2 separate regions of the Homo sapiens genome follow, and region 2 is linked to region 1. A link is a contact called in ENCODE Hi-C or POLR2A ChIA-PET data. All regions are on one chromosome and are shown on one strand. The core of a region is the stretch at or near the end of the contact, and the rest is flanking DNA. Distances in the headings are between cores, read along the strand shown.

What was found. Hi-C counts contacts between places; a loop is a spot of excess contacts on that map. ChIA-PET counts read pairs that join two places held with the same protein, here RNA polymerase II (POLR2A). Pooled maps may share reads with other maps.
Region 2: a loop to region 1 is called in a pooled map, with 2.0 times the contacts of the local background. The contact joins the promoter of C17orf58 here to the enhancer-like site in region 1. A Hi-C loop is called at or near these places in 2 of 50 pooled maps. POLR2A ChIA-PET finds 5 or more read pairs at or near these places in 3 of 52 experiments (CD4-positive, alpha-beta T cell, WTC11 and activated CD8-positive, alpha-beta T cell).

The regions. Positions count from the first base shown.
Region 1 is chr17:67,432,582-67,437,822 of GRCh38, reverse strand. All of the region lies in intron 1 of PITPNC1 (phosphatidylinositol transfer protein cytoplasmic 1), which reads right to left. Among named protein-coding and RNA genes, the nearest start is that of MIR548AA2, 36 kb to the left of the region's middle. Within about 2 kb of position 3,627, at least 14 of the 41 ENCODE cell types and tissues checked have a DNase peak (open chromatin) inside an H3K27ac peak, as active enhancers do; they include CD4-positive, alpha-beta T cell, where a contact is called at or near this core.
Region 2 is chr17:67,994,358-67,999,059 of GRCh38, reverse strand. It overlaps C17orf58 (chromosome 17 open reading frame 58), which reads left to right and starts at 2,591. Exons shown (of 4, transcript NM_001382359.1): 1 at 2,591-2,937. The coding sequence starts at 2,862. RefSeq lists a silencer at 3,272-3,361.

The DNA of each region.
Region 1 (5,241 bases), core at 2,378-4,877:
GTGCTGGGATTACAGGCCCGAGCCTCCGCACTCGGCCTTGGGCCCTTTCATTCATTCATTTGTTCATTCGTTCTCAGGGACCTCCTCTGGGATCTTAGAGCTCCTTTGAGTTCCTGGTAAGACCACCCACCTCTCCAGGGCTTAAGGAAGGTCTATAGAATGGCCAGTCTTCCTGATGAGGCCTCTCTCATGCCTGCACCCCAATGCAAATATTCCTAAGAAACCAGTGATGCTTAGGAGGTGCATTAGTTTCCTAGGGCTGCAGAAACACAGTATCACCAAGTGCCTAAAGCAACAGAAATGTGTTCTCCCGCAGTTCTGCAGGGTAGAAGCCCAAAATCAAGGTATCAGCAGGGCCATGCTCTGGAGGAAATCTGTCCTTGCCTCTTCCAGCTTCTGGTGGCCCCAGGCGTTCCCTGGCTCGTGGCTGCAACACCCCAACTTCTGCCTCCATGTTCAAGGGGCTATCTTCTCCCTGTGTCTCTCTATGTCCGCTCCCCTTCCTATAAGGACATCAGTCATTGGATACAGGTCCCACTCTAATTTCGGGATTATTTCATCTTGAGGCCCTTCACTAATTACATCTGCAAAAACCCTACTGCCGGCTAGGTGCAGTGGCTCACACCTGTAATCCCAGCACTTTAGGAGGCCGAGGCAGGTGGATTACTTGAGTCTAGGAGTTTGAGACCAGTCTGGGCAACATGGCGAAACCCTGTCTCCACTAAAAATGCAAAAATTAGCCAGCCATGGTGGTGCAAGCCTGTAGTCTTAGTTACTCGGGAGGCTGAGGTGGGAGGATCACCTGAGCCTGGGAAGTCAAGGCTGCAGTGAACTGTGATCGCACCACTGTACTCCAGCCTGGGCAAGCAGAGTGAGATCCTGTCTCAAAAAAAAAAAAAAAAAAAAAAAAAAAACACCCCTATTTTCAAATACAATCAGATTCTGAGGTTCCAGGCAGACACAGATTTTGAGGGGACACTATTCAACCTGCTACAGAAGACAATCAATAAAACTGGTAACAGATGACCCAGCTTTCCAGAAAAGGCCATGGAATGAGTCTCCTTTACCTCAGCCATCCACACAAATCCAAGACCCTTGGGTTTTCCCTGGTCTCAGGACTTTTATCCCTGTTGCCATTCTTGCAAAGCTCTGCACACAGCCAAGAAACATGAATCAGATTATGTCACTTCTGGTTTTAGAACTCTCAGTGGCTCCCATTGCAAAAAGGACATATCCCAAACTCCCAGCCAGGCCCCGAACGCTTTCCACGCCCTGTCCGGTACGTTCGTTCCATCACCCTCCTTCCCCTCCCTGGCCTCCCTACCTTCTGCTTACCTCTTGCCTCCCTCACCCTCACCTTTATTCCTCTCCTGGCTCAAACACAAAGAGGCCATGCTAGTACTTGCTGCTCCCTGTGTCTGGACAGCTGTCTCTCAGATTGTCGCTTAGATAAGACCATTGTTCAAACGTCAAATCCTCGCAGAAATTTTCTGTCCATTCTTTTTAAAATAGCACCCCCAGCCAGACACGGTGGCTCAGGCCTGTAATCCCAACACTCTGGGAGGCAGCTGAGGCAGGAGGATCCTTTGAGGCCAGGAATTTAAGACCAGCCTGGGCAAGAAAGTGAGACCCTGTCTCTACAAAAAATTTAAAAATTAGCTGGGTGGCTGGGTGTGGTGGCACACATCTGTAGTCCCAGCTACTTGGGAGGCTGAAGCAGGAGGATCCCTTGAGCCCAGGAATTGGAGGCTGCAGTGAGCTATGATCACACCACAACACTGCAGCCTGGGGCAACAGAGCAGCAAGATTGTATCTCAAAAAAATAAAAAGTAAAACAAAGGAACAAACAAAAAAACCACCAACCATGTATCTCACACATCTTAGGTCACTCGATTACAGGACCCCAACTTATTTTTTTATACCACTTATCACTAGCTGAAATTGTTCTTCTTGGCGGGGAGGGTGCGGTGGTAGACAAAGTCCCGCTCTGTTGTCCAGGCTGGAGTACAGTGGCATGATCTCGGCCCACTGCAACCTCCTCCTCCCAGGTTCAAGCGATTCTCCTGCCTCAGCCTCCTGAGTAGCTGGGATTACAGATGTGCACCACCACACCTGCCTAATTTTGGTATTTTTAGTAGAGATGGGGTTTCACCATGTTGGTCAAGCTGATCTCGAACTCCTGACCTCGTGATCTGCCCACCTTGGCCTACCAAAGTGCTGAGATTACAGGTGTAGGCCACCGCACCTGGCCTGAAACTGTATTATTTGTGTCCTTGTTCACTTGCTTACAGTCTGTCTCCCCCAGCACAATGTCAGCCCCATGGGGGCAGGAGTTTGTCTCATTGGTGGCTATGTCCCTGCATCCCAGGGCCTGGAAGAAGGCATTCAATAAATACTTGTTGAATGAATCCATGTGCCTGCTGGGTAACATGTTAGACACTGAGGGTACAAAAATGCCTACAATGGCCCCGGAGGGTGTCACGTTTAGTGAAGGTTACAGAAACGTCAAAAGCACTAACACTTCTGGGGCCCAGCCACTGTTCTGTGGCTTTTATCTTCACAAGAATCCTGCAGAGGTAAGTACTATTATAATTTCCGTTTTACAGATGAAGTAACTGAGGTTGCGTAATTTGCCCAAGAGGAGCCAAGGTTCAAACCAGGGAGTCTGACCAGATCTTGAGCTCTGGGCTTCTTTTTTTTTTTTTTTTTTTTTTGAGATGGAGTCTCGCTCTGTCACCCAGGCTGGAGTGCAGTGGCGTGATCTCAGCTCACTGCAAGCTCCATCTCCCGGGTTCACGTCATTCTCCTGCCTCAGCCTCCTGAGTAGCTGGGACTACAGGTGCCCGCCACCATGCCCAGCTAATTTTTGTATTTTTAGTATAGACGGGGTTTCTCCATGTTGGCCAGGCTGGTCTCGAACTCCTGACCTCAGGCGATCCACCCACCTCAGCCTCCCAAAGTGTTGGGATTACAGGCGTGAGCCACCTAGCCTGGCCTTTTATTTTTTTATTTTTTTTTTTTTTTTGAGGCAGAGTCTCACTCTGTTGTTCCCTGTTGCAACAGCTCACTGCAACCTCCACCTCCTGGGCTCAAGCAATCCTCCCACCTCAGCCTCCTGAGTAGCTGGGATCACAGGCATGCACCACCACACCTGGCAAATTTTTTTGTATTTTTAGTACAGACGGGGTTTTGCCATGTTGGCCAGGCTGGTCTTGAACTCCTGGCCTCAAGAGATCCACCTGCCTCGGCCTCCCAAAGTGCTGGGATTACAGGTGTGAGCCACCGCGCCCAGCCTGAGCTCCGGGCTTCTAAAGCACAGCCTGCCCCTCTACCAAAGATTACAGCTCTGTGCAGAGGGCCCTAAGAAAGGTTATGTAATGGGCCTGTGGGAGCCGGAAAAGGAAACGCTACTTGGGAGTGGGGCGGGTGGGAGGCTTCCTCTTGCTGCTCAGTTCCCAGGCTGGGGTGGCAACACCATGTGTAAATGGGCAGATTTTACAAAAGAGGCACAGAGCAGATTGCATTCAATGGGATGCAAAGTAGTTTCTGGTAATCTTGTGTGGGCACAGGGAGGGGTAACACAGGACTCTGTGGTGCCACAGCTGAGGTGTCAGCATTACATCACCATTACGGAGCCATAAGCCTCATTCCCCGTCTGCAGCCCAGGTTCTAGGCACTGGGCTCTTGACTTCCTAACATCTATAATCAAGCCTCTCTCTTAAACCACAGCTTCTGCTGCTGAGCTCTGGCCTTGCTCCTCTTCACCTCCCTGGAGAACCAGGTCCCGTTCTAAGCCCCAGGAGCAGGACCATTTGTGGTCTCGGCCCCTTGCCCCATCCTGACCACCCTCCCATCCAGCCTGTACCTCTATGCCAGCACCAGATTCCTCTTTATTATTATTATTATTATTATGGGGAGGAGGAGACAGAGTCTCGCTATGTCACCCAGGCTAGAGTGCAGTGGCTATTCACAGGGGTGATCCTTGCACGCTAGTCTCAGACTGCTGGGTTCCAGTGATCCTCCTGCGTCAGCCTCCTGGGTTCAAGTGATCCTCCTGCGTCAGCCTCCTGAGCCTGCACCTGGCTTCCTCTTTTTCTTATTTCTATTTTTTAGAGATGGAGTCTCACTCTACTATCCAGGCTGTAGCACAGTGGCACAATCATAGCTCACTGCAGCCTCAAACTCCTATGCTCAAGCGATCCTTCTGCCTCAGCCTCCCGAGTAGCTGGGTTTACAGGCGCAGGCCACCACACCCAGACTCTCCCTATGTTGCCCAGGCTGCTCTGGAATTCCTAGCCTCAAGGGATCCGCCCTCCTCGGCCTCCTAAAGTGCTGGGATTTCGAGTTACTGCACCCGGCTCCCCAGCTTCCTCTCTGTTCTATCTTCTGCCCGGGGCTGGCTTGCCCTCCATTCATCTGCCCAGAAGCACAGCCGTGTTTGTGCGCAGCCAGCAGACTCTCCAGACTCCGGTTCCACAGCCTTACCCGCCCGCCCAGGCTCGCTCCCGCAGCCCGCGGCTAAGACCTTAGCAATCTCTGCTCTGCACCTGTAGCTTTGCCTCCTTTCTAGGTCTGGCTTCCCTTGGTCTGGCCCAACTAAATTCTTTCCTGGCACTGACTGCCAGGAGACAGGAAAACTATAGAAAGCAGAAGAGGGAGAACCACGTAAGTCACAATCAAATGGCTCTTTTGCCAAATATCTACAAGCCTTGCTCCCACGATTCATCCAGGTCTCTGCTCAACTGTCGCCTCCTCAAGGGTCTTCCGCCACCACTCTCCCCACCCCCACTCGCTGTCCCTATATCCTGCTATATTTGTGGCTACCTGACATTATATTATATTTGTATATTTCCATGCTGTTGTCAGGGTCCTCCTCCCACCTCCAGAATATAAGCACCTTGAGGGCAGGGAGTTTGTTTTAGTCACACCTGTGTCCAGAGCTGTATCTGGCACATAATAATCACTCAATAAACAGTGGTAAGCTGAATGCTTACAAGAGTCACATACACCTGAAATCTACACAAAAGAGCACACTGTAATAGCTGATGTTTACAAAGATCACTCAGGAAATCGAGACAGGGAAAGTCATTTTGTTCTGTTTTGTTTTGTTTTAGGATTACATGAGATAATGTTCACAAAGCCTGTAATGAAGTTACTGAAACAGCCATGTCCAACCCTTTGAATAAGAGGACTTTTTGGCTTATCTGTGGTGGCAGATATCACAAAAATTATACACGGACC
Region 2 (4,702 bases), core at 1,342-3,841, 560 kb before region 1:
GACCTCAGGTGATCCGCCCACCTCAGCCTCCCAAAGGGCTGAGATTACAGGCGTGAGCCACCGCGCCTGGCCCATTAGTGTGATTTCTAAGGCTCAAGCCAGACACTGCCCAAGACCCAGGACTGGACTCTGGCAGGTTCTTCCAGCTGGTGCCACCCCAGGAGCCTCTGGGAGCCCCTGGGAGCCATCCAGCCTGCTCCCTGCCTCTACATTTCAGGGTGTGGGTTTCAGGGCATTCACAACATTCCTGCAACAGAAGAGTTTCGGGAACACCCCCAATAGGTTCTGGGTGATTTGAATGTAATGGTAAGAAGGTATGTTAGAGATGTGGTTGTAACTGAGAAATCTTAAGCCTAGTGAATTTTATTCCACTTGACTTAAAGAAAGAGCACGTGAAAGAAGGGGATCTGAGGACATCTATAAACAGGGCCCCAAGGGCATGAATTTACTAGTGTTTATCTGGTCTTGTCTAGGGTCTGGAGACCCTGACTCTGGTATACCCAAGCTTTGCAGGGGCTGTAGAGGTTTACTCTTTTGGATGGAGAATATAATTCACTCCTCTAACACCTGAATGAGGGAAGATTAGCTCATCTCCTTAGCTGCAATTTGATTTAATGCTCAACAGGCAAATTTCTTTTCTTTTTTTTCTTTTTCTTTTTCTTTTTTTTTTTTTTTTTTTGAGACAGAGTCCTGTGCTGTTGCCCAGGCTGGAGTGTAGTGGCGCAGTCTTGGCTCACTGCAACTTCTGCCTCCTGGGTTCAAGCGATTCTCCTCCCTCAGCCTCCCAAGTAGCTGGGATTACAGGTGCCCGCCACCATGACTCGCTAATTTTTGTATTTTTAGTAGATATGGGGTTTTACTATGTTGGCCAGGCTGGTCTCGAACTCCTGACCTCGTGATCTGCCCACCTTGGCCTCCCAGAGTGTTGGGATTACAGGTTGAGCCACCGCACCCAGCCAGCAAATTTATTTTCTTTGATTTAATGCTCAACAGGCAAACTTCTTTCCTCCTCCTCCTCCTCTTCCTCCTCTCCTTCTTTTTTTTTTTTTTTTTTTTTTTTGAGACAGAGTCTCACTCTGTCACCCAGGCTGGAGGGCAGGGCAGTGGCGCCACACTGCAAGCTCCGCCTCCCAGGTTCACGCCAGTCTCCTGCCTCAGCCTCCTGAGTAGCTGGGACTACAGGCGCCCGCCACCACGCCCGGCTAATTTTTTGTATTTTCAGTAGAGACGGGGTTTCACTGTGTCAGCCAGGATGGTCTGGATCTCCTGGCCTCGTGATCGACCCACCTTGTCCTCCCAAAGTGCTGGGATTACAGGCGTGAGCCACCACACCTGGCCCTGCTCTCCTTCTTCTTCTTCTTCGTTCTCCTCCTCCTCCTCTTTTTTTTTTTCTTTTTGAGACAAAAGTCTCACTCTATCACCCAGGCTGGAGTGCAATGGCATAGTCTCAGCTCACTGCAACCTTTGCCTCCCAGGTTCAAGCGATTCTCCTGCCTCAGCCTCCTGAGTAGCTGGGACTACAGGTGTGTGCCACCACACCCTGCTAACTTTTTTGTAATTTTAGTAGAGACAGGGTTGCACTAATTTGGCCAGGCTGGTCTTGAACTCCTGACCTCGTGATCCGCCTGCCTTGGCCTCCCAAAATGCTGGGATTACAGGCGTGAGCCACTGTGCCTGGCTCCTCCTCTTTCTTTTCTTTCTTCTTCTTCTTCTTCTTCTTTTTTTTTTTTTTTTTTTTTTGAGACAGGGCCTCTCTCTGTCACCCAGGCTGGAGTGCAGTGGCACAATCTCGGCTCACTGCAACCTCCACCTCCTAGGCTCAAGTGATCCTCCCACCTCAGCCTCCCAAGTGGCTGGGACCACAGATGCGAGCCACCATGCCTGGCTAATTTTTGTATTTTTTGTAGAGACAGGTTCTCTCCATGTTGCTCAGGCTGGTCTTGAACTCCTGAGCTCAAGAGATCCTCCTGTCTCGGGCTCCCAAAGTACTGGGATTACAGGCATGAACCACCCTGCCTGGCCTCAACAGGCAACATTCTGATTAATAATTAGACCTCTGGGCCCGGCGTGGTGGCTCATGCTGTAATCCCAGCACTTTGGGAGGCCAAGGTGGGTGGATCACTTGAGGTCAGGAGTTTGAGACCAGCCTGGCCAACACGGTGAAATCCCGTCTCTGCTAAAAATACAAAAATTAGCCTCGCATGGTGGCATATGCCTGTAATCCCAGCTACTTGAGAGGCTGAGGCACGAGAATCGCTTTAGTCCGGGAGGCAGAGGTTACAATGAGCTGTGATATATAATGAAACAGTTTTACTAAGGAAGCAGTGACTTGGTTTCTCTAGAAATTGCCTAACACACACATTCCAGGATACATTCTCTGTCATCTGGAATCTCCCTTCCACAAACCCACGCTGTCTTAAGCACTATTTTCCTATTTGTTGTTGACCTAATCTAGAAAAAAGCTCCCGTCACTCGTTCTCCCCCACCCAGTCCCTCAGTCCCGAAACACGCTTATTCTCTGCACTTGTCACCCCACCCTTTGCTGCCCCCACCCCAGCGCGCAAACGCACACAGGTTTAAAGTTTAGGCTGTGATGCTCTCCTCGCCCGCAGATCACAGGACAGACATTCCCGGGGACAACTTTGCAAGGCCATGTGCTCGTCCTCCTTAGGAAGGAAGAGGGAGAAATCCCTGCGGCTCGGTTTTGTTCCAATGGTCTGCTCAGCGAGTGATTCCCGTTTCCCCAAAGGCTGCCCCTCATTAGCATGAACGGGGGTGGGGGTGTGGAGAAGGGGTTGGGGGAGAGAAAGCAAGCAAAAGACCAGGCTCACTTTTAGAGCCTGGGAACCCTGTCTGCAAAAATGACAGCTAGAGCTTTCTGGCTCCTCTGTTTGATCGTCGGATCATCCCCCGAAGCACCGGTGGCGGAGAGAAAAAGTAAGATTGGTGTAGTGCGGGGCCCTGGGAGCGGAGCGGGGATCTGTGGGGGGGAGCTGGGAAGGAGGCTCAGTGAAACGTGGGACGAGGAGGGGGGTCAGAGCTCGCAAGAGAGGACACCCCGGGTCTGCGTTCGTCTTATAAAGGAGCAAAGTGTGTCCCCAAGGTTTCGTGTCTCTTGGCAGCCTTTTCGGAAAGAAGCCAATTTAGCTACTGAAATGATCCCGAGCAAGCCGGGCAGGCTGGGGAAAACTTTGCATGTTAAGTAGTTGCTCCATCACGGAGGAGGGAAAGTGTCAAAAGGGGTCGTGGCGCGCCTTTCGGGAGCCGTGCCCGGGCCGGGCTCGCAGGACGCCGCGGGGTCCGCCCCCCTCGACTGGGTGAGCAGGGGCTGCGGGGGGCGCTGTGGAGGGCTGGGGGGAAGCGGGGCCGAAATCCGGCAGCCCCGGGCACTTTGCTCTCCCCGCAGCCCCAGCGCACAACCTTGGGACACCTGAGCCGGGGTTTAACTAACACGCACACACTCTTATACTTCATGCACGAAATGAAATTAAGTTACTCAGCCCGTGAAGAAATGAGGGGTTCTCTGGGGGATCGTGTTTTTGTTTTGCTTTTATTTGGATGTTCTGTCGGCTTCGCTATCTCTGGGAAAAACAGTTTCCGTACCTCACAGGGCAATTTACTCTGGGTTATTTTTCCACATGGAAATTGAATGACTTCAGTGGCATTTAACCCAAATATCAGACAATCTTTCCCATGACAACAGATGGTTATATCAATGGGGAAGCAGTTGTGAGGTCAACAGTTGACAGTCAGGAATTGGATATCCACCAGAACTTTATTCAGCTGTGCATGGCACAACCGTTTAACAACATAATGAGTCAGAATCAACCTCTTTGCAAAAACATGAACTCTAACCAGCTATTATTGCTGGGTGAAAGCTGATTTTAAAGCAGATTATCGATTTGGCAAGACTGATCAACTTTAAATGAAGTGTTGCCAGAGCTGCAAATGGGCAGATCCATCTCTTTAATGCAAGGGGAGAGAAAAATAAAGGCTAGTTCTTGCCTGTTTGGAGGGCACTGGGACCCAGGCAAGCAAGGAGGTGAAATTGTGTAACTGGTATGGAAAGGTGCCCAGCTCCCAAGCTGGCTGAGGTTTACTCACCAACCTGTCTGCAGAACTAGGGAAAATCATTAATAATTTTAAAAATTTGTTTTCATGCCATACCATTTAGGAGTCTTTCCTCCATCATCTAATGGGGAAAAAAATGTAAGCGACGTGTGCTTTTATACTTAACCAGGGGCCTCTCTGCCTCCCAGCCAAGCTTTTAAAACCTTCCTTAGCTGTGGTTTACCAGTAAGTGGTGTCCAAGAAGCCAGATAAAAATCCACTTACAAATGCTCGATTCTGCAGAGACCGGGATGACAGTGTAAACATGGATGGGAAAACCAAATAGTTCTGTTGTCAGGGGCGCTTAAAGAATTAGGAGAACCTGTAATATGAGACCTTTCCCCCTGGGGTTTGCTCTTGGTACTTTCTCAACAAACTGTAAATAGCAAAGAGGCGGATGTTTATATATGTTTTATATATATATATATATATACACACACACACACACACACACACGCACACGCACACATACACACATATACGTATATATTAAAGGAAGGGCAAAAAAGTTTGTTATCTAACCAGTGTTGTAAGACATGTTTAGTCTTAGAGTAAATAGGGGGTTGTAATTTTAAAAGCTATAATCTTAGAG